Linked DNA regions of Homo sapiens: region 2 is linked to region 1. Evidence: read pairs that join two places in POLR2A ChIA-PET (ENCODE). Cell type or tissue: PC-9. All regions are shown on one strand. Links, peaks and the distances in the headings refer to the core of each region. The heading gives the core; the rest is flanking DNA. Region 1 holds the start of HS3ST6 (heparan sulfate-glucosamine 3-sulfotransferase 6). Region 2 has its middle 17 kb from the start of GNG13.

The links. ChIA-PET counts read pairs that join two places held together with the same protein. Peaks named below come from ENCODE experiments on the same cell type or tissue, not always from the same donor. Only the 100,000 strongest peaks of a DNase experiment are listed, where the experiment ranks them.
Region 2: POLR2A ChIA-PET joins it to region 1 with 12 read pairs; 1 of 35 experiments calls an interaction of 5 or more read pairs at or near these places.

The regions. Positions count from the first base shown.
Region 1 is chr16:1,914,420-1,930,799 of GRCh38, forward strand. HS3ST6 (heparan sulfate-glucosamine 3-sulfotransferase 6) reads right to left here and starts at 3,996. Exons shown (of 2, transcript NM_001009606.4): 1 at 3,492-3,996. The coding sequence starts at 3,904. RefSeq lists enhancers at 4,089-4,650, 4,651-5,214, 5,215-5,776, 5,777-6,340, 6,489-6,783. In PC-9, for the core only: a CTCF peak has its summit at 9,387 (motif pointing right); a DNase peak (open chromatin) is centred at 9,352; H3K27me3 peaks cover 401 bases.
Region 2 is chr16:813,321-823,013 of GRCh38, forward strand. No RefSeq gene overlaps it. Among named protein-coding and RNA genes, the nearest start is that of GNG13, 17 kb to the left of the region's middle. RefSeq lists a silencer at 402-481 and an enhancer at 3,820-4,320. In PC-9, for the core only: no CTCF peak of the experiment used is centred there; a DNase peak (open chromatin) is centred at 2,311.

The DNA of each region.
Region 1 (16,380 bases), core at 7,421-11,420:
GCCAGTGCTGGGAGGGGAAAGACCCCAGGCCTCATGAGAAGTCACTGCCTGCTTTTCCCCTCGGCCAGGAAGGAAGCCCCAGGCCCTTCCCTCCCGTCTCGGGCATACTGACCCCAGGCACCAAGCGAGACCAGGAGCCCACCCCTTTCCTTTCCCAGATGGCACACCAGTGACTCTGAATATCCTCCTCTTCCTGCCTGCTGGAGGGACCAGCACCAAAACAGGAAAGTTCACCCTGCCAGGCCTTCTCTCCAAAGAGTCAGAGGGAGCTCCGTAGGGGGATGGGGTTCCCGGACCCCCTGCCGTGGAAGGGGAGTGGGAACACAGACAGGCGGCAAGGGCTTTCGAGGCCCCCTCTTGCACAAACCAGCTCAGAGATCGGAGATCTTTGGGATCAATTACTTTCCCTCCCCAGGCATCCGAAGCCTATCCTAGCCCAGGTGTGGATGAGGGTGGGAGAGACGGGGGAGGAGGGAGAGGAGCAGGACTGGACCCCCGTGTGACAAACATCTGACAAGTTGCTCTGAGGACTGCCCCCCTCCTTGTGGAGCCCACCTCATCTGGTGTGCATTTCCCTGCGGCTTTCATCCAGCCCTGGGCGACCCTCCCTCCTCCATCTCAGCCTCCCTCCTCCTGCCCCACACCTCAGGCCTGGGACTCGCAGATGCCAAAAGGGCCTGGCAGATGCCAAAGCCAGAAAGTGCAGGGGGACTGCATCCCCCACAGGAGACCGGGTTCTTCCCCACTACATACTCAGACCCCACTCCCTGCACCCACTGCTCTTGCAAACCAGGAACTAAGGGGTTCCCCTACCCACCCCGCTCCTTGCCTCCTCTTGCTTTTCTTTTGTTTTGTTTGTTTTTGAGACAGAGCTGCACTCCAGCTGACTCTTGTCGCCCAGGCTGGAGTGCAGTGGCACAATCTCAGCTCACTACAACCTCTGCCTCCCGGGTTCAAGCGATTCTCCTGCCTCAGCCTCCCAAGTAGCTGGGAATACAGGCACCCATCACCACGCCTGGCTAATTTTTGTATTTTTAGTAGAGATGGGGTTTCACCATGTTAGTCAGGCTGGTCTCAAACTCCTGACCTCAGGTAATCTGCCCACCTCAGCCTCCCAAAGGGCTGGGATTACAGGCGTGAGCCACTGTGCCCCACCCTCCTCTTGCTTTTCTAAAAGATGATGGTCAAAGTACAGCCCCCATTTGCCCCCAGACAGGGCACCCTTCCCAGATCGAGACCTTGGGGAGTCTGCGTGACCCCCACACCTGGCAGACACAGGTGCTTCACTAGTGGGGGAACGGCTGAGCATGTGCTGAGCTCGGGGGCACTAGTGGGCTACAGTCCCCAAGTGGGAGGCCCCTCAAGAGCCTGGATGAGCTGACTGACGGTGGAGAGGAGGGAAGGAGGGCCTATGGCCAAAGTCAATCCAGGACCCAACTGCCGAGGCCACAGGAAGGCCGGGTCACCGCCTGGAACTAGGTCGGTCACAGCCCAGTGGGAGCCGTGGCCCGGAGACTCAACTGGGGGCCCTGGTTACTCTGCTCGCCTCCCCGCGTCGGCACCCAGAACAGAGCTTGCAGGCACTGGGGGCCCAGTCCAGGGTCTCAAGAGCAGACAATGCTGCCTTGCAGTTGGGGAAACTGAGACAGGGTGAGAACTTTCAGAGGCTCATTGCAGGCTCCTAGCAGGCTGAAAGGACGGAGGCACAGGCACCTAGGAGCACACCAGCCCCACGTGGCCACGGCCCCTCGGAGAGCATGAGGACACTTGCAATGCGGAAGCTCAGCAGGCCCAGCTCTACTGGCTCTGCACCGCCCAGTGAGGGGTCAGCACAGTTGGTCCAAGGGACAATACCAGATTAATGAGGCAGAAGCCACGGGACTGACCCCTTGGAATTCTCCACACCCACCCCTCCCCCTTCTAAAAAATGAGGACGTCAAGAATCTACCAGAGCAGTCACTCTCCTGTACCCCCCTCCAACCCTGGGCACGTCAGTGTCCCCGGAACCCCACCCCCAGGCTAAGGAGCTGACTCCCAAGTTGGGCCTGGCCTTGGCTGCCTCTCATCCTCCCCAAACTGATCCCCCAGCGCTGGACACATGCCCAGGGCGGGCCTGGACTGGCCTCAGGAGCCTGGGCTCTTCCAGAACCCTTTAGGGCTAAACCCAACCCTAGCTTCCCCTGTGGCTCCTCACGGCCCAGCTCAGATCCCACCCCCAGTCTCTTGCTGTCAAAGCTCATGGGGCTCAGGGGTGGCTCTGAAGTGTTTACTCCAGTTAACTGTGCATCCTTAACCCAAAGCCCTTTCTCCCCTTCCCCCTCCCGCCTCTCCCCTCCTCCCCCGTCTCGCCACTCCCCTCCTCCCCAGCTTCTAGCTTGGTAGCCCCTCCTACCCTCCTCCCTGCAGCAGGGATTAGGGATGCATTCTGACCCCTGCCTGCCGTCAGGGGAGTGAGGTCTCTCCCTGGAGCCTGAGCTGAGGATGCCCAATTCAGCCAGGTGAGCCCCGGGATGGACTCCATGTCCCCTAGCCACCACCTGACTTCCCCAGCACCCCACACTGGCACCAGCCCTTCAGATCTCAGAAGCGAGCCACCCTATTCTCACGGAGCCCCTTCCTGCCTGCCCTCCAAACCCAAGAGTAGTTTTAGTACAAAAGGCAAAGTTAACAAATAGGGGTAGGCGTCAGGGAAGGAAGAGGATCAGAGGATCGGGAACGGAGAAACTGGAGCACCTGGAGAAGCGTCTGGGTCCTGCCACCCCCACTGACTCCCCAACTGGCCTTGGGCAGGGTCCTCTCTGCAGGCGCTGGGTCCAAGCTTGGGGATGAGCAGCCACCAGCGCGGGCTGCTTCAGCTGAGGCTGCCGCACCCCCACGTCCATCCTGGGTAGAGGCAGGACAGCCACAGAGCCCCATGCACGGGGCTGGACTCACCCTGGGCACTCACCTAAAGGCAGTCTCCTCCTTTCCAAAGCCCAGACTTTCTCCGGACTCCCAGGACCACCAACAAGGGTTCCTGTGCGCAGACTCGGGGGTCTTGGGGAGGAAGGACGCTTTCTAGGTGGCTGCCTGGAACCTGGAGGCCCCTTTCTACAGTACCTGGCCAGCGGTCGGTCACACCTGAGTGCCCAGAGTGAGCGGGCGGCAGAGGCATTTCTGACGCTGCCAGGTAATCCCACGGGCTGGAAACGACCTCTGGGCTGGGAAGCCACCGCCTCCCCCAGTCCTGCTGGGTCCCTCAGCAGAGAGAACGGAACCGGGGCTTTCCCCACAGTTTTCAAAGTTTCAGGGAATCCTAGCCAAGTATCATTCCTTCTTCCGGAGCCGGGACCCCAGGTCAAGCCTGGGGCCCCCACAGGGCGGTCCCAACCCCACTGCCCGGAGCGCACCCCTGCTCCCTGGGAGGCAGGATATCGTGCCGCTGCTCCCTGGGGCGCACGATACCCTCCCCAGGAAGGCGCCGGTCAGGGCGGACGGGCCAGGGTGCTCACCGGTACCAGGCGAGGCCGCGCTCGTAGCACCTGTCGAAGAAGTGGGGCTCAGAGCCCAGCGCGCGGACGTCGGGGTGCAGCCGCAGAAACTCCAGCAGGGCGCGCGTGCCGCCCTTCTTCACGCCAACGATGAGCGCTTGCGGGAAGCGCCGGCGGCCGGGACCGCTGGCCAAAGGCAGGCCGGGTGCTCCCGGGCGGTGGACGGAGCTGGACGGCTCGGAGGGCGCGGGGGCCGGCGCGGGGGCGCGGGCGGCCGGCGGGCAGCGGCCGGGGAGGGCGCAGAGGCAGTAGGCGCCGAGCACCAGGGCCACGAGCAGCATCGGCGCGCGGGACGCCCGCAGAGCGGCCCCTTGCCCGGCCCCTGCGCCCTGGCCGCCCCCGGCCCCGCCGCCCAGGCCGCCGCTACCTGCCATGGGGTCGCGCCGCTCCAGGCCCGGGAGCGGGGGCAGCAGGCGGGCGCGCATCTCGGCCCGCGCGCCGCTCAGTCCGTGGGTGCCCGGCTTGTGCTCTGCGCCCGGCGGTCCCGCAGCCTGGGAGCGGGCGCGGGGCGGGACCGGGGGCGGGGTCTGGACGCCCTCCCCCCTCCCCCTCCCCCGCCCACTCCGCCTCCGAGGCCACTGCCTGGGCTGGACCCGCCGGCAGCCGCCACCACCCGGGCGCGACTCGAGCTGCCGGGACCACCAGGACGCTCCTGCTCCGAGATCCCAGGCCCTGGCTCGCTTGACTCCGGCATCTTCACCTCTGCGCGGGGAGGATGCGGCGGCGGTGGCCGTTCGGGACGCAGGGCAGGGACAGGGCGGCGCGCGGGCCTCGGGACCCTCTGTTTGAAGACCGATCCCCTTCCCCCCCCACCCCACTCCGGGACGTGCGCGGCAGGTGCATAGGCCAAGCCTTGGCCTGCAGGAGCGGGAGCCTCATCGCCAGGCCAAGGGGACCCAGGAAAAGCGTCGATCCGGGCACTCGGCCTGCCAAGGGAGAAAGAGGCCGGGACAGCACCCTAGTGTGCAGAGAGGGATCCCAGAACGTGTGGGGGGAGTCTGCGGCCGGGAATGGCGTGCGTCCTGCACTCCCAGCTGACAGTCACACATCGGGTCACAGCCTGGCCGCTGAGAGGTCAAGTCACCTCTGGTTACTGTTTTAGAATGGAGGGGACAGGCTCAGAGAAAATAGGTTTCCCTCCCAGGGGCCCAGTGGTGAACTGAATTCAGGCCTGAGACATACTCTGTCTACTAAGTCACCCCATCTGCCCAGCCTTGGTCCACCTGGCACTGCCCAGAGACATCAGTGATGCATTTCGGAAGCTGGCAAAGTGGACCCCACTGGAGTACAAAGGACTCAGGGACCCCTGTGCTGGGGAAGAGAAGGAGCCCAGGACCTCCCCCAGGGGCTGCCTCTGAGGGGCGTGAGATTCAGGGGCCTCTCGGGTGGGACCTGCGGGGGCCGCTAGACACTGCGGGAACTTCACATCCCCAACGCCCAGCAGCAGCCTGCAGGGAAGGCAGGGGAGGCGAGCCGGGCTCAGAGAGGGCGAGCAACTTGCCCCATCCGAAGGCAAAGGTGGTATGAGACCCGGGTCCTCTCTCCACCTCTGCCCCAGCCTTCCTGGCCACAGGGCTGGCGCCAGGCAGGCACGGCACAGGCTCCCGGCAGAGGCCCAGCCTCTTCCCAGCCAAGGGCTTGCGGCCCCTGTCCTGGGCTCTGCTGCGTTAATGAGCCGTTCCAGCCCTGATGGCATCTGGACAAGTCCCAGCAGCCGGGCTGCCTCAAGGGGCCGAAGGCCTCCACGACCCACAGACATTCCGGAGCTCCTACCCAGCAGCAGCCCTGGCCAGAGGGGGCCACACGGGGCTGACGGGGTGAAGACCACTGACCAGTCCCCCAGCCCCGGCTCCAGACATGCGGGCTGCACCTGCTCATCTGGGCAAGCCTCTGCAGGAGCCCCGTGGGCAGGCAGCGGGCACAATGCGAGGAGAGCATGCTGGCTTATGCTGGGTCACAGGAAATTCTTCTTCTGGTCTAGCTTGAAACGGTATTGTTCCCAACGGGCTGGCTCGGGGTGGGGGCTGGGGTCCCACCCTGCAGCATCCACCCCACAGTCTCAGCAGTCCCCACGGTCTCAGGAGTCCTCACGGTCTCAGGAGTCCCCACGGTCTCAGCATCCCCATGGTCTCAGCTGTCCCCAGGGTCTCAGGAGTCCCCACGGTCTCAGCCGTCCCCATGGTCTCAGCCGTCCCCAGGGTCTCAGGAGTCCCCACGGTCTCAGCCGTCCCCACGGTCTCAGCAGTCCCCACGGTCTCAGGAGCCCCCACGGTCTCAGCCATCCCCACGGTCTCAGGAGTCCCCACGGTCTCAGCAGTCCCCACGGTCTCAGGAGCCCCCACGGTCTCAGCCATCCCCACGGTCTCAGGAGTCCCCACGGTCTCAGCCGTCCCCACGGTCTGAGTCCCCACGGTCTCAGCTGTTCCCACGGTCTCAGGAGTCCCCACAGGTTCAGCAGTCCCCACGGTCTCAGCCATCCCCACGGTCTCAGCCGTCCCCACAGTCTCAGCCATCCCCACGGTCTCAGCAGTCCCTACTCAGGACTTGAAATTCCAGCACTGGTTCCGTGATGGCTCCTCCAGCCCCCTGCCCAGCCCAGCATGGTCATTTCCATCTCCTGGCCTTTCCGCTGCCGTCTCTCTGCTGGATGCTTTATCCTTAGTCCCCGCTGAGGGCAGAAGGACTTTCCAGGAGGAATTGACCAGAACGCAGAACAGCAGGATGTGGAATGGACTGGGGACAGGGAGAGAGAGATGCAGGGACCAGGAGTCGGCTCGGAGGGTTCTCCTGGAAGCTGACCCCTCCCTCCATCAGGCACTCGGCTGACGGTGGCTACACACCTCGGGGCGCCCAGGATGGCAGCACTGGGGCTGTTCATTCACCAGTGGATCCCCAGCACCTAACAGAGCCTGGCACGCAGTGGACATTCCATTAATGTCGCTCAGTGGAAGGGTATACGTGGGAGGAGAGGTCGGGAAGGCTTTCTGGAGGTGACGGCCAGGTGAAGACGAGGAGAACAGCATTCCAGGCCAAGGAACCGTGTGGGTGAAGGCTCAGCAGCAGAGAGCCCGGGCAGTAGAGGATGGGGTGGAGCTTAAGGCCCTGCGGGAACAGGGGCGGGGCTTAGAGTCTGGCCTGAGGCTGGTCCAGCCCCGCCTCCTCCTCAGGCTCCCACCAACTCTGAGCCACCAGACCCTCCTTTGTAAAATGAAGACCTCAGTCATGACTCGCATGAGTCTCTGAAGAGTAACAGCTTTATTGTGATGTAATTCACACACCACTCAATCCAGCCATTTGTCGCATGCAAATCAATGGTTTTCAGTATATTCATAGTCGTGCAATCACAATCAATTTTAGAACATTTCTATCACCCCAAAAAGAAATCCTGTGTCCATTAGCAATGACGCCCTCTTCTCCCCTTCCCACAGCCCCTGGCAACCACGAATCTACTTTCTGTCTCTATGGGTTTGCCTATTCTGGACATTTCACAAAAAGAGAATCATTGCTTGAAGCCAGGAGTTCAAGACCAACCTGGGCAACAAAGCGAGAACCCCGTCTGTACAAAATATTTTAAATTTAGCCAGGCACAGTGGCGCACACCAGTAGTCCCAGCACTTTGGAAGTCTGAGGCAGGAGGTTCACTTGAGGCGGGGAATTCAAAACCAGCCTGGGCAACATAGGGAGTACCAGTCTCTACAAAAAATTTCAAAATTTGCCAAGCGTGATGGTATGCACCTATAGTCCTAGCTTACTCAGGAGGCTGAGGTGGGAGGATCGCTTGAGCCCAGGAGTACGAGGCTGCAGTGAGCCATGATCATACCACTGCATTCCAGCCTGGGCGACAGAGTGAGAGCCCATCTCTAAAACAGAAAGAAAGAAAGAAAGAAATATGGCCAGTCACAGTGGCTCATGCCTGTAATCCCAGCATTTTGGGAGGCCAAGGCAGGTGGATCACTTGAGGTCAGGAGTTCGAGACCAGCCTGGCCAACATGGTGAAACCCTGTCTCTACCAAAAATACATAAATTAGCCAGGTGTGGGCCAGGCGCCATGGCTTACACTTGTAATCCCAGCACTTTGGGAGGCCGAGGTGGGCAGATCACCTGAGGTTGAGAGTTCGAGACCAGCCTGACCAACATGAAGAAACCCTGTCTCTACTAAAAATACAAAAAATTAGCTGGGTGTGGTGGTGCATGCCTGTAATCTCAGCTACTTGGGAGGCTGAGGAAGGAGAATGGCTTGAACCCGGGAGGCAGAGGTTGTGGTGAGCCGAGATCGCGCGATTGCACTCCAGCCTGGGCAACAACAGCAAAACTCCATCTCAAATAATAATAATAATAAATTAGCCAGGTGTGGTGGTGCACGCCTGTAGTCCCAGCTACTCGGGAGGCTGAGGCACAAGAAACCCTTGAACCCGGGAGGCAGAGGTTGCAGTGAAGCTGAAATTGCACCATTCCACTCCAGCCTGGGAGACAGAGTGAGACACCATCTCTAAAATGAAAAAAAAAAAAGAGAATCATACAATGTTCGTCCTTTTGTGTCTGGGTCTCTTACTCAGCATGTTCTCCAGGTTCATCAACACTGTGGCATGTGCCAGTACCTCCTTCCTCTTCCTGACTGAGTAATACTCCATCGTATGGATGGACCACCTTTTGTTGATTCCCTCATTCGTTGATGGACATCTAGGTTGTTTCCACTGCGGGGTTCTTATGAATAACGCTGCCATGAACATTCAGGTATACGGTTTTGAGTGGACATACGTTTCATGTCTCTAGGGAATATACCTAGGAGTGAAATTGCTCAATCATATGGTAACTCTGTGTTGAGTGCCTTATGAAGGTTAAATCTGATAATTTCAGGAACTTCTTCTCCATGCTCCTCACACACAAACTTCCTTCCCTCTGCCCCAGGACACCTGAGCAACCAGACTGTAGGGACAAAGGGTGTGGGCTGTCCCTGCACCCTGAGAGGGTCCCTCGCCTCCTGCTCTCTGTCTGAATGTCCTCCTCCGCCAAGAAACAGACATCAACAAGTTCCTTCTGCCTAGCCGGATCTCCCAAGGCCCCAGGGGTTTTGAGGGTCCACACTGCCCGAGCTCATCTTGACCCCTGTATAAGCCAGACAGCCAGGCAGATGGTCTGTCCACCCTCCAGCTGACGAACATGTGGATGGTCGGCCTGATGTAGTGGCTGGGAGGAGAGGATCTGGGAGGGGAGATGGGCTGTGCTGCCCCAGCTGCTGGGCCCAGTAAACGTTGTCCCTTGGAGAGGTGACAAGGAGGGCCAGGGCAGGAGGGGATGGAGAGGGGAAGAGGTGGGGAGTCCTGGGGAGCAAGGCCGTGCTAGGAGGAATGCCCTGCCCGGCGTCAGATCCTCAACCAGCGTCCTGGCTACATTTGTGCCCCCTTCACAGTCTGTAACTATTTCTTTGTGGGTGATTTTGATCCCTGTCTCCACCTACCCATGATCTCTACAAGGGCAGAGACGGGGTCAGTCTTGATCCCTTTTGTGGCTCCACGCCTGACCAGGATGACAGCTCATGTTTGTTGAGCAACTAAGTGACTGTGTGTGTGTGTCTGTGTGTGTCCCTCCCTGACACCCCTCTCCACCTCTTTCCCAGTCTGTCCCCTCCCCGGGGTGGGCAGCCCCAGCCTGGGCCCTCACAAGCGAGGGCAGGACCGCGGCCCCACTCTGGAAAGTGATTAGCGGCCCCGCCCTCCGCCGAAGACAGCTAGGGTAGATTTCACACAGCCAGGAGGAGCTCCAGGAACTCCCTCCCTGAGAACCACACCCTTCATCCCTGAGACTGGCTCTGCCCCGCTCCGTGCCTCCTGCCAGGATTCCTGCGAGGGGAGCAAGCGGAGGGGGCTGCCGCCAGAGGGCGGGCCCAGCTGTCCTTGATTTGTGTGGGGTTTTTCCACTTCAGATGCCTGATTTGCCCGAGCTCATAAAGGATGTGGTTCCCTCCCAGGGAGGGGCCCCTCAGAGAGGCCAGTCCCCCATCCTACCCTCCCCGAGGGCCCGCTGTTCCCAGTTCACCCTGGTGGGGACCGAGGCGGGGCAGGAGCCCCTTGCTAGGATGGGGCAACGGTAACAGCAAAGGCTGTAGGGACCTTCAAGGCTGATTCAAGGCCAGCACTGTGGCCGGGCGTGGTGGCTCACGCTTGTAATTCCAGCACTTTGGGAAGCTGAGGTAGAAGGATTACTTGAGCCCAGGAGTTTGACACCTGCTTGGGCAACATAGGGAGATCTCATCTCTAAAGAAAAAAAACTATTTTAATTGGCCAGGCATGGTGGTGCACACCCGCGGTCCCAGCTACTCAGGAGGCTGAGGTGGGAGGAACTCTTGAGCCCAGGAGGTCAAGGCTGCAGTGAACTATAATTGCACCACTGCACTCCAGCTTGGGCCACAGAGCAAGACCCAATCTCAAAAAAAACCAGCCAGCTCTGCCCCCTCCTAGCGGGTGACCTTAGCAGGAGTCCAGGCCTGTGATCCTCACTTCCCTACTGTATTAAACAAAGTTGACACTCACCCCCACCTCCCTTTGTACCCAGCTCCTAAGTGCTTGGTGAATGTTCTTTACGACAAGGACCCAGAGAACGTGCGGCAGGGGCCACAGAAGGGGTGCTCGGAGGCTGCTCCCGCGCTGGGGAAACTGAGGACCTATCTCATAATTCCGTCTTCCCTGCAGACAAGGCTGGAGCACAAAGGCATCACTGGCCTCACGGTGGCAAGCAAGCCTGGCTTGCCGAACCCTGGATCTTGTTCCTGGTGACCCAGGGACACTGTGACAGAGAAGGGTTGTGGGGCTTCCCAGGATTTGCCAAGGCAGACCAGATTCCCAGCATCGGGAAGGACGCTTCCCCACTGTCTTCAGTCCCCTGCCTGCTGGGAGCCTGCCTGGGGTTGCAGGGTTTGCCAGAGGAGCCAGAATCCTCTCCTGCAGAGGGGTGGCCCCAGCCTGCTTCCAGCCACCCTCAATCCTCTCCCTTGGGTCTTCCTGGAGGAATCAGCACAGAGAGAAGGCGATTTGCTACTCTTTCCTGTTCCCTCCCCCAACCTCCATGAATAACTGGGCCCTGCAAACTGCCTCTTGCCCACCAGCCTGGCCAGTTCAATTTATAAAAATGTAGCAATCAGGCCGGGCACAGTGGCTCACACCTGTAATCCCAGTACTTTGGGAGGCTGAGGCGGGTGATCATCTGAGGTCGAGAGTTCAAGACCAACCTGGCCAACATGGCGAAACCCCGTCTCTACTAAAAATACAAAAATTAGCTGGGCACAGTGGCTCGTGCATGTAATCCCAGCCCCTTGGGAGGCTGAGGCAGGAGAATCGCTTGAACCTGGGAGGCAGAGGTTGCAATAAGCCAAGATTGCACCATTGCACTCCAGCCTGGGTGACAGAGCTAGACACTGTCTCCAAAAAAACAAAACAAAAAACAATGTAGCAATCCTTCTTCCAGGCTGGTAGTCCCATTTGTGCCTCTATCTCCAGGGTGGATCTGAACAGGACAAGAGGAGGGTCCCACAGAAACAGGGCTCTCCTTGCCCTCCCCCAGCCCCACCTCCTCCAGTTTCATAGCCCTAAGCCAGGCCTTTGGGCATGGAAGTCTCCCAGCCCTGTGGGGAGGGCAGAGCAGCGTTCAATCAACCCCAAGAGAGTCCTCTGTGGCCAGGTCTGTCCAGCCCTGTCGATGGTCTCCATGGACTGGAAGGCCACCAGGAGCATGTTCGTCAGGAGCAAGGGGACTGGACACAGGCCCAGGAGTCCCATGCGCTGCACAGGAGATGGGACTCTGTGTGCCTGTCTGTGGACCCTGGTGAGTGTACACATCTTCTGTGAGTGTGCACGTGGGCACAGGTGGAGGGGGGTTCAGAGGCCTGCAGCCAGGCCCCAGGCACCTTCACACAGTGTGGAAAGCCCCAAGTGACACCCCACACCACTTTTGGAGCCTGTAAGCCCCCTTCTGTTTTTTGTTTGTTTGTTTGTTTTTGAGAGGGAGTCTCGCTCTGTTGCCCAGGCTTGAGTGCAATGGCGCGATCTCGGCTCACTGCAACCTCCGCCTTCCAGGTTCAAGTGAATCTCCTGCCTCAGCCTCCCGAGTAGCTGGGATTACAGGCATGTGCCACCATGTCCAGCTAATTTTTTGTATTTTTAGTAGAGATGGGGTTTCACCATGTTGGCCAGGATGGTCTCGATCTCATGACCTCAGGTGATCCGTCTGCCTCGGCCTCCCAAAGTGCTGGGATTACAGGCACGAGCCACCGTGCGCGCCTGCCTGTAAGCCCCTTTTGAAGAGTTAGTCCCCCCTGGCCAGCAGACAGGATCCCCAGCAAGGGCACCTCCATTTGCCCTACTTCCGGGGGCAGCACCTCACCCCCGCAGTGGACCAGACAGGCATGTGGCCTGTCTTACTCGGTTCAACGCTCAGGAGGACTCAGAACCTGCAGTCAGGCCGAGAGCTCTAAATTCCTCTTCCCAACCCCCACCCCTGCCTCGCCCCTCTTAGGCTTCACAGCCTTCAAAGTCAACCCCTCCCCCTCCCCCCACCCCTCTGGCCGAGAGCCAGGACTCCATCCCTCATCTCCCAGGCTGGTCACTGCTGTCCTCTCTCTGACTCCAGTTGCCCTCCCTCGCCTTAGACCTGGATACACACCAGGGGCTCCCCGGCTTGGAGTTCTGGGGCCCAGCAAAGAATCATACTCCGAGAGAGACTTCGAGACCAAAAAGGCCATGGAGTTGAGGTGGAAGGGGAAGCCCAGGGCCAGCAGGCCTAGTCCATGGCTGGAAGCAGACCCCAGGGGTCCTGGCACCCAGCCCACCTGGTTCTGGCCACCCTCTCCTCCCCTCTCCTGCATTGCAGCCACCAAACCCTTCGAAGCCAAGAGTAGCTTATAAATGTCCTGGAGATGAAACTCGGTAAGACAGGAAGTCAGGGGCTGAACCATGAATAACCTCCAAGGTTTTACAAGGAGACAGGGAGTGGAGGGCCGTGAGGGGTTGGAAGTGGAGAAAGCTTATCCACAGGTAACCCTGAGCCCCTCCCCAGCCGCCTCCTGGCCCTCTGTCACTGAAGCCCCACCAACCTTCTTCCCAGGGCTTCTTACCCCAAGCTCTGTTAACCACAGCCTTAGTGCCCAGGCCCTGGAGAGGGTGATAGGTGGCTTGAGGACCCTGCATTCCCCAGACCGCCAACACATCCATGTAGATGTGGGGTACACATCTGGCACCCCTCCCAAGATTGTGCAACCCTGAAGGGGAGTACGGAGCAGGTGGTGTGAGTGGGTGAACATTTCTTCATCTGCTGCTGCCGTACGCAGCACCCCGAGGGCTCAGCATTTAAGAAACAGAATGAGGGCCAGACATGGTGGCTCACGCCTGTAATCCCAGCACTTTGGGAGACCGAACTACTGCGCCTGGCCCGAATCAACTAGGTTCTAAACCAGGTTATCACAGTACTGAAGGTGAGGAATGACTGAGCCTTGGGCTGGGGAGGTGGCATTGGTGATAGAGAAAAGGAGACACTTAAAATATATTTGGGGCTGAGTGTGGAGGCTCATGCCTGTAATCCCAGTACTTTGGGAGGCTGAGGCAGGCGGATCACCTAAGGTCAGGAGTTCAAGACCAGCCTGGTCAACATGGCGAACCCCATCTCTGATAAAAATACAAAAAAAAAAAAATTAGCTGGATGTAGTGGTGCATGCCTGTAGTCCCAGCTACTCGAGATGCTGAGGCAGAAGAATCACTTGAACCCGGGGGAGGCACAGGTTGCAGTGAGCCGAGATTGTGCCACTGTACTCCAGCCTGGGCAAAAGAGCAAGACTCCATCTCAAAAAAAAAAAAAAAAAAAAAAGACTGGGCATGGTGGCTCACGCCTGTAATCCCAGCACTTTGGGAGGCCAAGGCAGGCAGATCACGAGGTCAAGAGACCAAGACCATCCTGGCGAACATGGTGAAACCCCCTCTCTACTAAAAATACAAAAATTAGCCGGCGTGATGGCGCGCGCCTGTAATCCCAGCTACTCAGGAGGCTGAGGCAGGAGAATCGCTTGAATCTGGGAGGCGGAGGTTGCAGTGAGCCGAGATTGTGCCACTGCACTCCAGCCTGGGCGACAGAGCAAGACTCCATCTCAAAAAAAAAAAGAGAGAGAGAGAATGAGATGAAGGTGCTGTGGTTGATGGCTTTGAGGAGCTCCTTGACCTAGGATGGGTGAGGCCTGCAAGAGGGTAACAGGGGCCCAGTCTGCATGCACAGAGGAGGCCCACCCAGGCCCCTGCTGTGGGGGAAGGAGAGGACCACTGGGGCAGAGCCCCCAAGAAAAGCTTCTAGAAGGGTTGTGATGCGTGTGGAAGGACAAAACAGAAGAAGGAAAAACAAACTCTAGGAATGCAAGGATGTGTTTCTAGAGTGGGGTCTGGTTTGCCTGGAGGTGCAGGTGAAAGGGTTTGGGTTCAGGTGATGCGGGCAGTAACAACAACATAATTGACTGGGCTGAGGAGCTCACACCTATAATCCCAGCATTCTGGGAAGCCGAGGTGGGGGATCCCTTGAGCCCAGGAATTCAAGATCAGCCTGGGCAACAAAGCCAGAGCACGTCTCTACAAAAAGTTTTTTTAAAAAATTAGCCAGGCACAGTGGCTCATGCCTGTAATCCCAGCACTTTGGGAGACCAAAGCGGGAGTGTCACTTGAGCCCAGGCGTTCCAGACTAGCCTGGACAACATGGCAAAACCCTGTCTCTACTAAAAATACAAAAATTAGCGGGGCGTAGTAGCACACCTGTAGTCCTAGCTATTCGGGAGGTTGACCTGGGAGGATCGCTTGAGTCCAGGAATTCAAGGCTGCAGTGATCCATGGTCATGCCACTGCACTCCAGCCCAGGCAACAGAGAAACCCCCTTCTCAAGAAGAAACAACCAGGCCCGGCGCGGTAGCTCATGCCTGTAATCCCAGCACTTTGGGAGGCCCTGCTGGGCGGATCATGAGGTCAGGAGATCGAGACCATCCTGGCTAACACAGTGAAACCCCGGCTCTACCAAAAATACAAAAAAATTAGCCGGGCGCAGTGGTGGGCGCCTGTAGTCCCAGCTACTCGGGAGGCTGAGGCACGAGAATGGCGTGAACCCGGGAGGCGGAGCTTGCAGTGAGCCGAGATCGCGCCACTGCACTCCAGCCTGGGCGGCAGTGCCAGACTCCGTCTCAAAAAAAAAAAAAAAAAGAAACAACCCCAAACTGTAATTATGATAAACAACACCGATCTCATTTATGGAGTAGGAAATCAAGCTGGAGAGGTGGGGTCAGCCTAGGTCAGAGCAGGCAAGGACTGTGGGAACCTCTGAGGGAGGGACCTGGTCTGGTTATTATTTTGCAGAGAGGACTCTGGTTGGGGGAAGGCAGCCAGGAGCTGCCTGGGTTGTAGCGGGGAGAGGTGGGCGGAGGAAAGAGGCCTGGGATGTGGAACCCTAGGATCTAGCCCTGAGGGCGGGCCAGGTCCGGGCAGCCTGGGTCCCACGCAGCTGCCCTGAAGAAGGGGCTGGGGGCGTCCTGCCTCCACCCGCGCCCCCAACCACGCCTGCCGTTCCCACCGGCCGCGCCACCCCCGCCCCCGCCCCTGGCTCTGTCCTCCGGTGACCCTGGAAGGGGCACCCGTGGCTGCGACTGCACTCCCTGTAGCGGTCACTTCGTGAAGCCCGGCAAACCCCCTGCAGCTGCCCCTGGCACCCTCAGACGACCAGAGGCCTCGGCCTGGGTCCCCAGCACCGGCCCAAGGGCGGGCGTGGCCGAGGCGGTTTCTCTGCGCGGACGCTCGCTGCCTCCGCCGCAACCCCCGCGGCCACCCGGGGAACTGCAGCGCCGTCAGGCCCCCCGCCGCGCCTGCGCACGCAGACCACCCGGCCTGGCAGCACCGAGCGAGCGTGCCCCCTGCTGGTCAGTCCTGCGCACGGTCCCGCGCCCGGGCCCGGGAGGCCGCCTCGAGGGCCGGGGCTTGCACGTGGCCTCGGCGCCTTCGCCGACCCTACCGGACGCCCCCTCCTCCCACCTGCCGACCCGTCCGCGGGTAGGAGCCTCCCGGGAGCTGCCCACGGCCCCCACCCCCACCAGGGGCCACAGCCCCACCAGGGCCAGGCTCTGCGCGGCACCTGCCACTGAGAGAGCGGAAAGCGGTGGTTGAGCAAGGGTCTGAAGTATGGTCTGTTCCCCCATACGGGCCGCAGACGCTTCCTGGTGGCTGCTCTGAGCCAGGCCTGGGCCCCGGCGAGGGATCACGGTGTCTCAGACAGAGTTCCTTTTTATTCCCCATCCCTCGCCCGAGGTGACGGCCCAGCCGTGCCCAGGCCTGCCCGCTGCCCCTGAACCCAACCCTTGAGGGGCAAGGCCGTGCCCTGGGGAGGAAGGGGCTGCCCCCTCAGAGTCTGCTGTTCCTCAAGGAAGACGCGGGGGCAGCCGCAAGGATGGGGTATCACCCAGCAGGAGCGGGAGGGTAAGGTGACTGATTCCACACCAGACGCTCCATTGCTGGAAACACCACCCCCTCCTCCGGTGACCTGGCATACAGACCTTGCCCACAGCCATCCCTCCCTGGACTCTCAATGTGAGGGGGCCTTGGGGTCCTGCGGTTCACCCGTCTCCCCACTCAAGCAGTCTGCTTGCCGGCACCCCCCCCACCTCCTGAGCCCACTTGCCCCCTCCCACCCCCACCTCCCTACCACATCTTTTTTTTTTTTTTTTTCCTGAGACGGAGATTTGCTCTTGTTGCCCAGGCTGGAGTACAATGGTGTCATCTCGGCTCACCACAACCTCCCTGAGCCTCAGCCTCCCAGGCTGAGCCTGAGCCTCCCAGGTTCAAGCGAT
Region 2 (9,693 bases), core at 73-4,072, 1.1 Mb before region 1:
AGACATCCCCTCTGCTATTGCTGCGGGACCGGCAAGGACGCCGGACCGACACGGCCTCCCCATCCCTGGGTCCACCCCGACTCCCATGGTGGGGAGCGGCCGGCTTGGAGCCCCTGTGGGACGGAGTGGAGGTGGAGCAAGTGCCCGGAGCTCTCGGCCATCATGTGCGAATGTTTTGCTCCGTGCTGACGCCTCCCTCGGCACCGTCCTGTCTGTGTTGTGGACTGGGCAGCTCTCACGGGGTTGGGCGCTTCTGCCCCCGGGGGACGCTGGCCGGCATCTGGAGACGTCTGTGATCTCCGCTGGTGTTGCCGCAGGCATCTGGCTGGTGGAGCCCGGGGAGGCCGCCCAGGACCCTGCGACCCGCAGGACCGCCCCGCCGCGGAGGACGGCCAGCCCCGAACCCCCAGCGCCCGGGGCACCCCTGCCTGCCTGCCCTGGGCGGATCCCCGGGGCCGCGCGGTTCGGGCCGCGCTCCTGCCCGCTGGGGTCTCCCGCCGTCCTCGCCGTCACCACCGGGTGGAGCCACAGGTCCGTGTGATCGTCCCCGTGACCCCGGGTTCCGGAAGGATCCTCACCCAACGCTGGCCCAGCCCGGCTCCCAGGACCCTTCACAATCCTAAAACCATTCGGGCTTTTGTTTACGTGGGCGGCCGCTGTGGACATTCACTCTACCAGAAACAGAGCATTTAAAAATGTTCACCTTTTCACGTAAAAATAGCAATAAATCCATTGCACGTGAACATAGCATTTTAAGGAAAAGCAACTGTTTCCCCATAAAAAAAAAATGTAGTGGGAAGAAAAAGAAGGCGTGACTTTGTGCTGGATTCTCATGTCTGCGTCTGCTTGCAAGCCGGTGGCCTCCGGAACATTCCGCCCCACACTTTCAGGAGAGTGGGAAGGAGGCCGGGCGCAGCGGCTCAGGCCTGTAATCCCAGCACCTGGGGAGGCCGAGGTGGGCTGATCACCTCAGGGCGGGAGTTTGAGACCACCCTGGGCAACATGGTGAAACCCCATGTCTACTAAAATGCAAAAATGTAGCCAGGCGTGGTGGCGGACGCCTGTAATCCGAGCTACTCCGGAGGCTGAGGCACCAGAATCACTTGAGCCCTGGAGGTGGAGGTTGCATGGAGCCGAGACTATGCCATATGCCATCGCACTCCAGCCTGGGCAACAGAGCGAGACACAGTCTCAAAAAAAAAATAATAAGAATGGGAAGGAAACCGTTCTTAGAAGTGTCAGGAAAACAGGTTTGACCTCGGGGACCCTGGAAGCTTTCTGGGTCCCCTTTGAGAAGCATGGTCTGGACACAGCCGCCAGATGCCTGTTGTGGGGTCTTTACCAACGTTGCTTTGCTTCATTCATTCAGAGATGGAGTCTTGCTCTGTTGCCCAGGCTGGAGTACAGTGTGGCACAATCTCGGCTCACTGCAACCTTCGCCTCCCGGGTTCAAGCGATTCTCCTGCCTCAGCCTCCCGAGTAGCTGGGATTACAGGCGTCCGGCACCACGCCGGGCTAATTTTTTGTATCTGTAGTAGAGATGGGGTTTCACCATGTTGGCCAGGCTGGTCTTGAATTCCTGATCTCAAGTGATCCACCTGCCTTGGCCTCCCAGAGTGCTGGGATTACAGGCGTGAGCCACCATGCCTGGCCATGCTTTGCTGCTTTTAAATCTTTTTGTTGAAGACGAGGATCAGACATATGTTATTACAGTTTTCAGAGTAGAAACCAGCTTGAGAAAATCCTATTTATAACCACAGTCACTCTGGGAGGTGAGACTCCTCAGTCCAGAGTCACTGAGGTCCGAATTGTTGGGGAATTACTCACAGAAACCCCAGAAGCAGCTGAGGAGAAGTGGGGCCGAGATGGGGGCCCGCGAGTACAGCCAGGCTGTGCAGAAACTCGGAGTGTGGCACGTGGGCTGCTGGGGCTCAGCCAGGCCCGTCTCTTCTCTTTTGAGGTTGGTGGAAATGCTGGGCTGATGTCATTATGGGTGAATCGTGCTACCTTAAAAAGTTTTTTTTGAGACAAAGTCTTGCTCTGTCACCCAGGCTGGAGTGCAGTGGTGTGATCTCGGCTCACTGCAACCTCTGCCTCCTGGGTTCAAGCAATTCTTCTGCCTCAGCCTCCCGAGTAGCTGGGATTACAGGCGCCTGCCAGCACGCTCGCCTAATTTTTGTATTTTTAGTAGAGATGGGGTTTCACCATGTTGGCCAGACTGGTATTGAACTCCTGACCTCAAGTAATCCATCTGCCTCAGCCTCTGGAAGTGCTGGGATTACAGGTGTGAGTCACCACACCCAGCCAAAAAATGTATTTTTTTGAGACAGGGCCTCCCTTAGTCACCCAGGCCAGAGTGCACTGGCGCCATCCTAGCTCACTGCAGCCTTGACCTCTCCTGGGCTCTAGTGATCCTCCTGCCCCAGTCTCCTGAGACCACAGGTGGGTACCACCGTGCCTGGCTAATTTTTTAATGTTTTTTTTTTTTTTTTTTGATAGAGACGAGGGCTCAGTATGTTGCCTAGGGTGGTCTTAAACTTCTGGTCTCAAGCGATCCTCCTGCCTTGGCCTCGCAAAGTGCTGGGATGACAGGAATCTTAGTACTTTAAACAAATAACAGGTTTTCTTTTGGGCAGCTGTGGGTTTTCTGAAACACTGAGGAGACAGAGCCGAGCCCCCATCTGTGCCCTCCCCGCAGGGTCCCGTGGAGGTGACACCCCACACTGGCGTGAACCAGGATCGACGCAGTTTACCGGAGTCCTCGGCCTTCACCGAGGGGCCTTTCCCCATCCTGGGACAGTTCCCGTCTGGCTGCCTGAGCACCCCTGGGCTGTGAACCCCCCTGGGCTGTGGCCATTTCTTGGACTTCCCTTGGTTTTGGTGGTCTGGGCGGTTTTGAGGAGGAAGGTCGGGATTTCCTAGAAGGTCCCTCAACCGGGGCTTACCATACTTTTCTCGAGGCTAGAAGGGACCTGTCACCTTCCCTGTAGGCACCCGTGTCCCTCCCCTGGCACTGGGAGGAGGTGAGGGGAACCCCAGAGAAGAGGTCACGTAGGGTCAGGCCTGGAAGCCAACAAGGCACGGGGCCAGGGGAGGCCTGGTGCCCTTGGGAGGTGCAGGGGTCCCGGGAGAGAGCTGAGCACCAGGAGGGGTGCAGAAGGCTGCCCCCTCCACACCTGCTGTGCCCCATTTGTTGTGGGTGGGGGCAGGGGTCTACCCAGCGGGAACACGTGGGGCAGCCCCCCTCCCCTGGCCTGGGGCCTCCTCAGCAGGGAGCAGAGGCTGTGCTTTCTTTTTTTTTTTTTTTTTTTTTTGAGACGGAGTCTCGCTCTGTCACCCAGGCTGGAGTGCAGTGGTGCGATCTCCTCTCACTGCAAGCTCCGCCTCCCAGGTTCACGCCATTCTCCTGCCTCAGCCTCCCGAGTAGCTGGGACTACAGGCGCCCACCACCACGCCCGGCTAATTTTTTGTATATTTATTAGAGATGAGGTTTCACCGTGTCAGCCAGGATGGTCTCAGTCTCCTGACCTCGTGATCCTCCCGCCTCGGGCTCCCATAGTGCTGGGATTACAGGCGTGAGCCACAGGGCCCGGCCCGAGGCTCTGCTTTCGTGGGGGGCTCTGGGTCTCTGGTGGCTGGACTCGGCGGAGGGTCCAGGTGTCCTCTTGGCTTCTCTGCACAGGCCTCAGCCCACATCAGGCACCCCCTGCCCCGCAGCAGAGCTCGCCCCTCCAGGCAGTCTCACGGGAATGCACGTTCAGGCCGCCTTTCCCCGGAACCCGCAGCGGCCTTTCTGGAGGCTGCTTCTTGGTGACTGGGGGCTCCTTGGAGCCGTCCCCAGCCTCAAGCGGCTGCATTGCAGCTCAGGGACCCCGAAGGGAGGACCACGTTCTGCCGCTGAAGACTCGGAGTCGCCTGGCAAGACGGAGCGAGAAGGGGAGGGTGGCTGGCATGGGGACTCTGTCTGCTGCCTCGCACCGCACCTTGGAGGACGCTCCGGCCAAGGCTGGGAGGGGCGAGTGCGGCTGCAGGCGCGCGGTGGCGAGGGAGGGTGAGGATCTGACCGGGAGGCGAGGAGGGAGGCTCTGGCAAGACGCAACGCTTTGGCGCCACTGCCGGCCATCCCCTTGCCACCCACCATCGCCCGCCAGGCCCTCACACCTACCTGGTCCTGGCGACAGCCGGTGTGTGAAAAGCCTGTTTCCTCCCCTAGAAAAAGCACGTTTGGCTCCGCTCTCCACTGACACGTTTTTAGCTGAGTGACGATGGAAGCCGCTGGCTTTTAACAGACGGTCTTAACGAGCCTCTGCTCCCCGGCGACCAGCAGACGCGGGCTGACCCACGGTTTTACACACCACGTCTGCGTGGCGGCGGCCGGGCGGCCCCACGGGGCCCGGGCAGGAGGTGACGGCAGCGTTTCTCGCCGCCTTTGCTCAGCGCGCCTCTCATCCCCTCTCTCCTGTCGACTCGCGGCTTCCTGCAGACCCTCGGCCTGTCTGCGGCCCCTCGCCCGCAGCCTCCCCAGCAGCCGAGGTTTCCTATAGCATTAAAAGCAGGAAAGAACCAGCCCTGCTCCCCAGGAACTGAACTTCTGTGGCTCATCTTCAGAGAAGCCACTGTTGAGTGGGGCTCCTCGGGGGTGCTCCAGCTGCGGGTGAGTGACATGAGCCAGACCTCCCCGTTTTTTTTTTTTTTTTTTTTTTTTGAGACTGTTTCGCTTTTTTATCCCAGGCTGGAGTGCAGTGGCGTGATCTCGGCTCACTGCAACCTCTGCCTCCCGAGTTCAAGTGATTCTCCTGCCTCAGCCTCCTGAGTGGCTGGGACTACAGGCGCCTGCCCCACACCCGGCTAATTTTGTATTTTAAGTGGAGATGGGGTTTCACCATGCTGCCCAGGCTAGTCTCAAACTCCTGAGCTCATGCCCTCCTTGGCCTCCCAAAGTGCTAGGATTATAGGTGTGAGCCACTGCCCCCGGACTGAGACTTTCCCATCTTAACGCCCACTTGCCCCGTCCTTCCGCCCCCACGGTGCCTGGGGGAGCCTTCTCTGTGCAGGACACAGGCCAAAGCAGAAGGAGGCAGGAGGAAGGAAAGCAAGGCAGTCCTTGCTGACTGGGCACCCACGAGCCTGCTGTGTCTGAATGCTGGCTCACCTAGAGTTGGGGGGCTCAGGGACAGGACTAATTCTGGAACCAGACTGCCTGGGTTCACACTCTGGTGGTGTTACCTTCTGCCTACGTGGTTTTAACCTCTCTGTGCTCTGGTTTCATCAGTTGTGAATTGGGGCTAATGGTTCCTACCTAACAGGTGTGAGGATTAGATAAATGGATACATGGAGAGGGCAAGTGGTCAGTGCCATGTAAGTGTCAGCCAAAGATGATGGTGACAATGGTGGTGAAGACTGTAGTGATGGTGATGATGACGGTGAACTGTAGTGATGGTGATGATGATGGTGAAGACTGTAGTGATGGTGATGATGGTGAAGACTGTAGTGATGATGGTGAAGACTAGTGATGGTGATGATGGTGAAGACTAGTGATGGTGATGATGGTGAAGACTGTAGTGATGGTGATGATGATGGTGAAGACTATAGTGATGGTGATGATGGTAGTAAAGACTGTAGTGATGGTGGTGATGATGATGGCCCTCACCATCTTGGCTGTACCACGTCCAGTTTGCTGTCAGGACACAGCCTGAGGATGCCAGACCTCCATGTTGCAGAACCACCTGACTTTTACTATGGAATACACGTGGACTGTGAAGTAATAATATTCCTTTTCACCTCCCTAGAGTCATTTCCATTAAATCAGAAAATAGGCGTTGAGAAAGGGATGTACTAGTGGGTCCCACTTAAAAAAGAGCAAGTTGAGTGTGAACTCAAGCAACAAAGCTCAACTTAGAGGATTCCTGTTAAGTCATGGAAGGGCTCACCGTTGGGTCCTCCCTGGTGGCCCCAGTGCATGTTGAACCTCTGGGTCCTGTGCTTTCTAAGCCCAAGTCTCTTTCAGGGAGTTAAGAACACTTGTGCCTATTTTTGGGGAAGGAATTTATTCATTATTCCAGGTGTCAGGTGTAAGACATTACGACAATTTATCAGATGCTCAGAGCACAAGCTCTGTTTCACTGAAAGAGTGAACCCAGGAGATGCTGGAGTGGGGGGTGGAGAAGGGGTGGAGTGACGGTAGGCGCGATGCTTATCTGACGTGTGTGTGTTGTCGGCACTGCGGGGCCCTCAGGAAACGATCAGCGGAGTGGTTTCCCTCTGAGCATGTCCTTGTGGCCTGCGTTTATTTAGCACAGCCTGAGCTGGGGGCTGCTGGCCTGGCCTGGGGAGGCCCTCTGGGCTCTGTTGGTGGCTTCCCAGAGTGAGGACCCATTTCAGCTCCTCCCCTCACTCCACACCGTGGAGCCTACATTCCCCTCCTGGTTCCTGCCTCATTGGGTTTTGGAAACATCCTCACTTGGGAGACTGAGGGGCTCCTAGAAGATCTGCTGGGGCCTGATCTTAGAGGAAAAGCGGATCTGCGTCCATAGGACGGGGTCGCAGCACGGAGCAACGGGCCCGGTGTGTTGTGGTTGAGGGCCTCGAAGGGGAGCGAGATTCATGACCCGAAACCACGCCACATTGGCATCAGGAGTATTGTGAGCTGCAGGCAACTGAGATCAACAGAGGCAGAAAAACGGCTTCTCAGAGCTTCTCTTCTGACTAAAACCAGCAACTCCTGGGACCTGAGGCTGCTACAAATTCCTTCTTCACGGTGATTCCGTTCCCAGAGGGGAGAATTGGAATAAAACATGCCCCAAATCTCTGCTTGGGGGGACCAAGACAGAAACACCGCTTATGCCTGTATTATCATAAACTAACTTCCTTCCTTCCTTCCTTCCTTCCTTTTTTAGACAGAGTCTCGCTCTGTTGCCCAGGCTAGAGTGCAGAGGCGCGATCTCAGCTCACTGAAACCTCCGCCTCCTGGGTCAAGTGATTCTCCTGCCTCAGCCCCCCGAGTAGCTGGGATTACAGGTGCGCACCACCATGCCTGGCTAATTTTTTTTTTTTTTGAGATGGAGTCTCACTCTGTCACCGGGCTGGAGTGCAGTGGCGTGATCTCAGCTCACTGCAACCTCCGCCTCCTGGGTTCAAGCAATTCTCCTGCCTTAGCCCCCCGAGTAGCTGGGATTACAGGCACGTGTGCCACCATGCCTGGCTAATTTTTGTATTTTTAGTAGAGAGGGGGTTTCACGATGTTGGTCCGGCTGGTCTTGAACTCCTGACCTCGTGATCTGCCTGCCTTGGCCTCCCAAAGTGCTGGGGTGACAGGCATGAGCCACCGCGCCCAGCTGCCCAGCAAATTTTTGTATTTTTAGTAGAGATGGGGTTTTGCCGTGTTGGTCGCTAGGCTGGTCTCAAACTCCAACCTTAGGTGAACTGCCCTCCTCAGCCTCTCAAAGTGTTGGGATTACAGGCGTGAGGCGCCCAGACAAACTTTTTCCATTGTCCTTCTAAAAGCCCTTTTGTCTTTTTTGAAGAAACCTATTTGTTCTTCCCCTCAGAAGCCTTTTCTGCTGCCCCCTTCCCTGACCTAGTGAGGATACAAGGCAGTGGTTTCCACGTTGCTGAACCACCCACTTCTTTTGTTCGCTGCCGCGTGCTTGTCAATCAAGTTTTTCATCCTATGGATCCGTCTTTTGTCAGTTTAATTTGCAGGCCCCAGTCGCAGAATTTAAGAGGACAGAAGAATGGTCTTTTGTTCCCAACAGCCTCCTTCACCACCACAACCCCACTGGCTGCCTCACCTTACGTGTGACACGCTCGTCGAACTTGCCAGCAAACCCGGGAGGTGAGGATTGCGTGTGATGCCCAGGCAGACACAGTGGCTTTTCATGAGAACAAAGCGTTATCACCTTGTGCAGGTGGCTGAGAGAAGAGGCCCTGGGAGGCAGGGGAGGGCCAGGTGCACACCTATGGGGCGGTGACCCCTGGCAGCATTGGGGGGCTGTGGATATTGGAAAACGTGAAAAAGATGTTTCAGTTTTTTCATGTGTATTCTTTTCTTTCTTTCTTTTTTTTTTTTTGAGACAGAGTTTCGTTCTTGTCGCCCAGGCTGGAGCGCAATGGCGCGATCTCGGCTCACTGCAACCTCTGCCTCCCGGGTTCAAGCGATTCTCCTGCCTCAGCCTCCCGAGTAGCTGGGATTACAGGCATGCGCCACCACGCGCAGCTAATTGTATTTTTTTTTTTTTTTTTACCAGAGATGGGGTTTCTCCATGTTGGTCAGGCTGGTCTTGAACTCCCGATCTCAGGTGATCCGCCCACCTCGGCCTCCCAAAGTGCTGGGATTACAGGGATGAGCGACCGCACCTGGCCTTTCTTGTGTATGTTTTAAATTGGTTTCAAAATGTCTCATGTAGAATCTTTGGTGGGGAGGTATGGATCCACCACGTGTCCCCCACTGCACCCACAGCTGTCACCAGAGCAGGAGCGGCCTGTCCCCGCCAGCTGGGTGCTACCTGCCGACCAGCCAGGAGCTGGGGAGGGTGGGAAGGGTTGTCTTCCAATGTCAGGTTTTCATTGAAATACCTTTTCATTGTGAGCTTTTAACTCCGGGGTTGACTCCGCCTTTCCTCCCTTCTTGACCCTCCTACCCGCCCCCTCCAGCCCTGAGGAGCTCAGCTCCCCACACGGCTGCCCGGAAGTGGCCTCTCTTGACAGCCGCCTCTCATCGCTAGGCCTGACCCTTCTTTCTTCACTTGCTGGCCGCTGTCTCAGCTTCCCCAGGTGTTCCAGGAGCTTGGGGAGGGCTGGACCTGCAGGAGGGTCCCCGGCAGCACTGGGACCCAGGGTGGGGACAAGCTCTGCCTGTTCTTCCAGGCTCTCCTTGAACCTGGCACCCCAGGTACACAGCATGCTTTCCTGGAACAGTGTGCCCCCAAAATTCTCATCTAGGGAGCCTCAAATATGGCCTTATTTGCAAATACGGTCATTGCAGGAGGAATTACATTAAGATGAGGTCAGACTGGAGCCAGGTGGCCTTGGTCCCGTGACCAGCGTCCTGGTGAGAGGAGGAATGAGACACGGGTTGGCCATGTGGACGGAGGCGGAGATCAGAGCCATGTGTCTACAAGCCCGGGAGCACTGAGGGTTTCTGGAGTCTCCAGAGCCATGAGGGAATGAACTGGTGTGGTTTGGAGCCCCTGCTCCTTGGCGGCCACAGGATGTGAACTCACCTGGAGCCTCTGGGCCTCCCCCAGGTGCAGGTGGGACCAGCCTGGCTCCTGCCGTCCTGAGGGCTGCAGCCACGGTGTCACGGCTCCTTCTCATCCAGTGGCAGGTCCCACAGGGTGGGGACACCCTTCCCTGACTTGGTGACTGCACTCTGGCAAGACCCCCTGGAGGACGCTCGGGCCCTCTGCAGAGGAGCAGTGAGCTCGGGGGGTTCAGCTGCGATGTGAGTCTGGGGGCTTTGGCATCCAGACCCACACGGAGCATGTCTGACCCACGAACCGAGGCTTCAGTGAGGCCCAGACATTGGGAATGGCCAGGGGCAGCCCCACGCGTGGCCACCGTAGCCCCCCACCCTTTTTACCAGGCTTGGCTGCTGCGGAGGTGGGGGAAGGACTCCGGATGTTTCTCATCAGAAACTCGGATTTTAGCTTGTGAGTGTGAGGGGTTGTACCCACACTTTCATGTAGACACAGA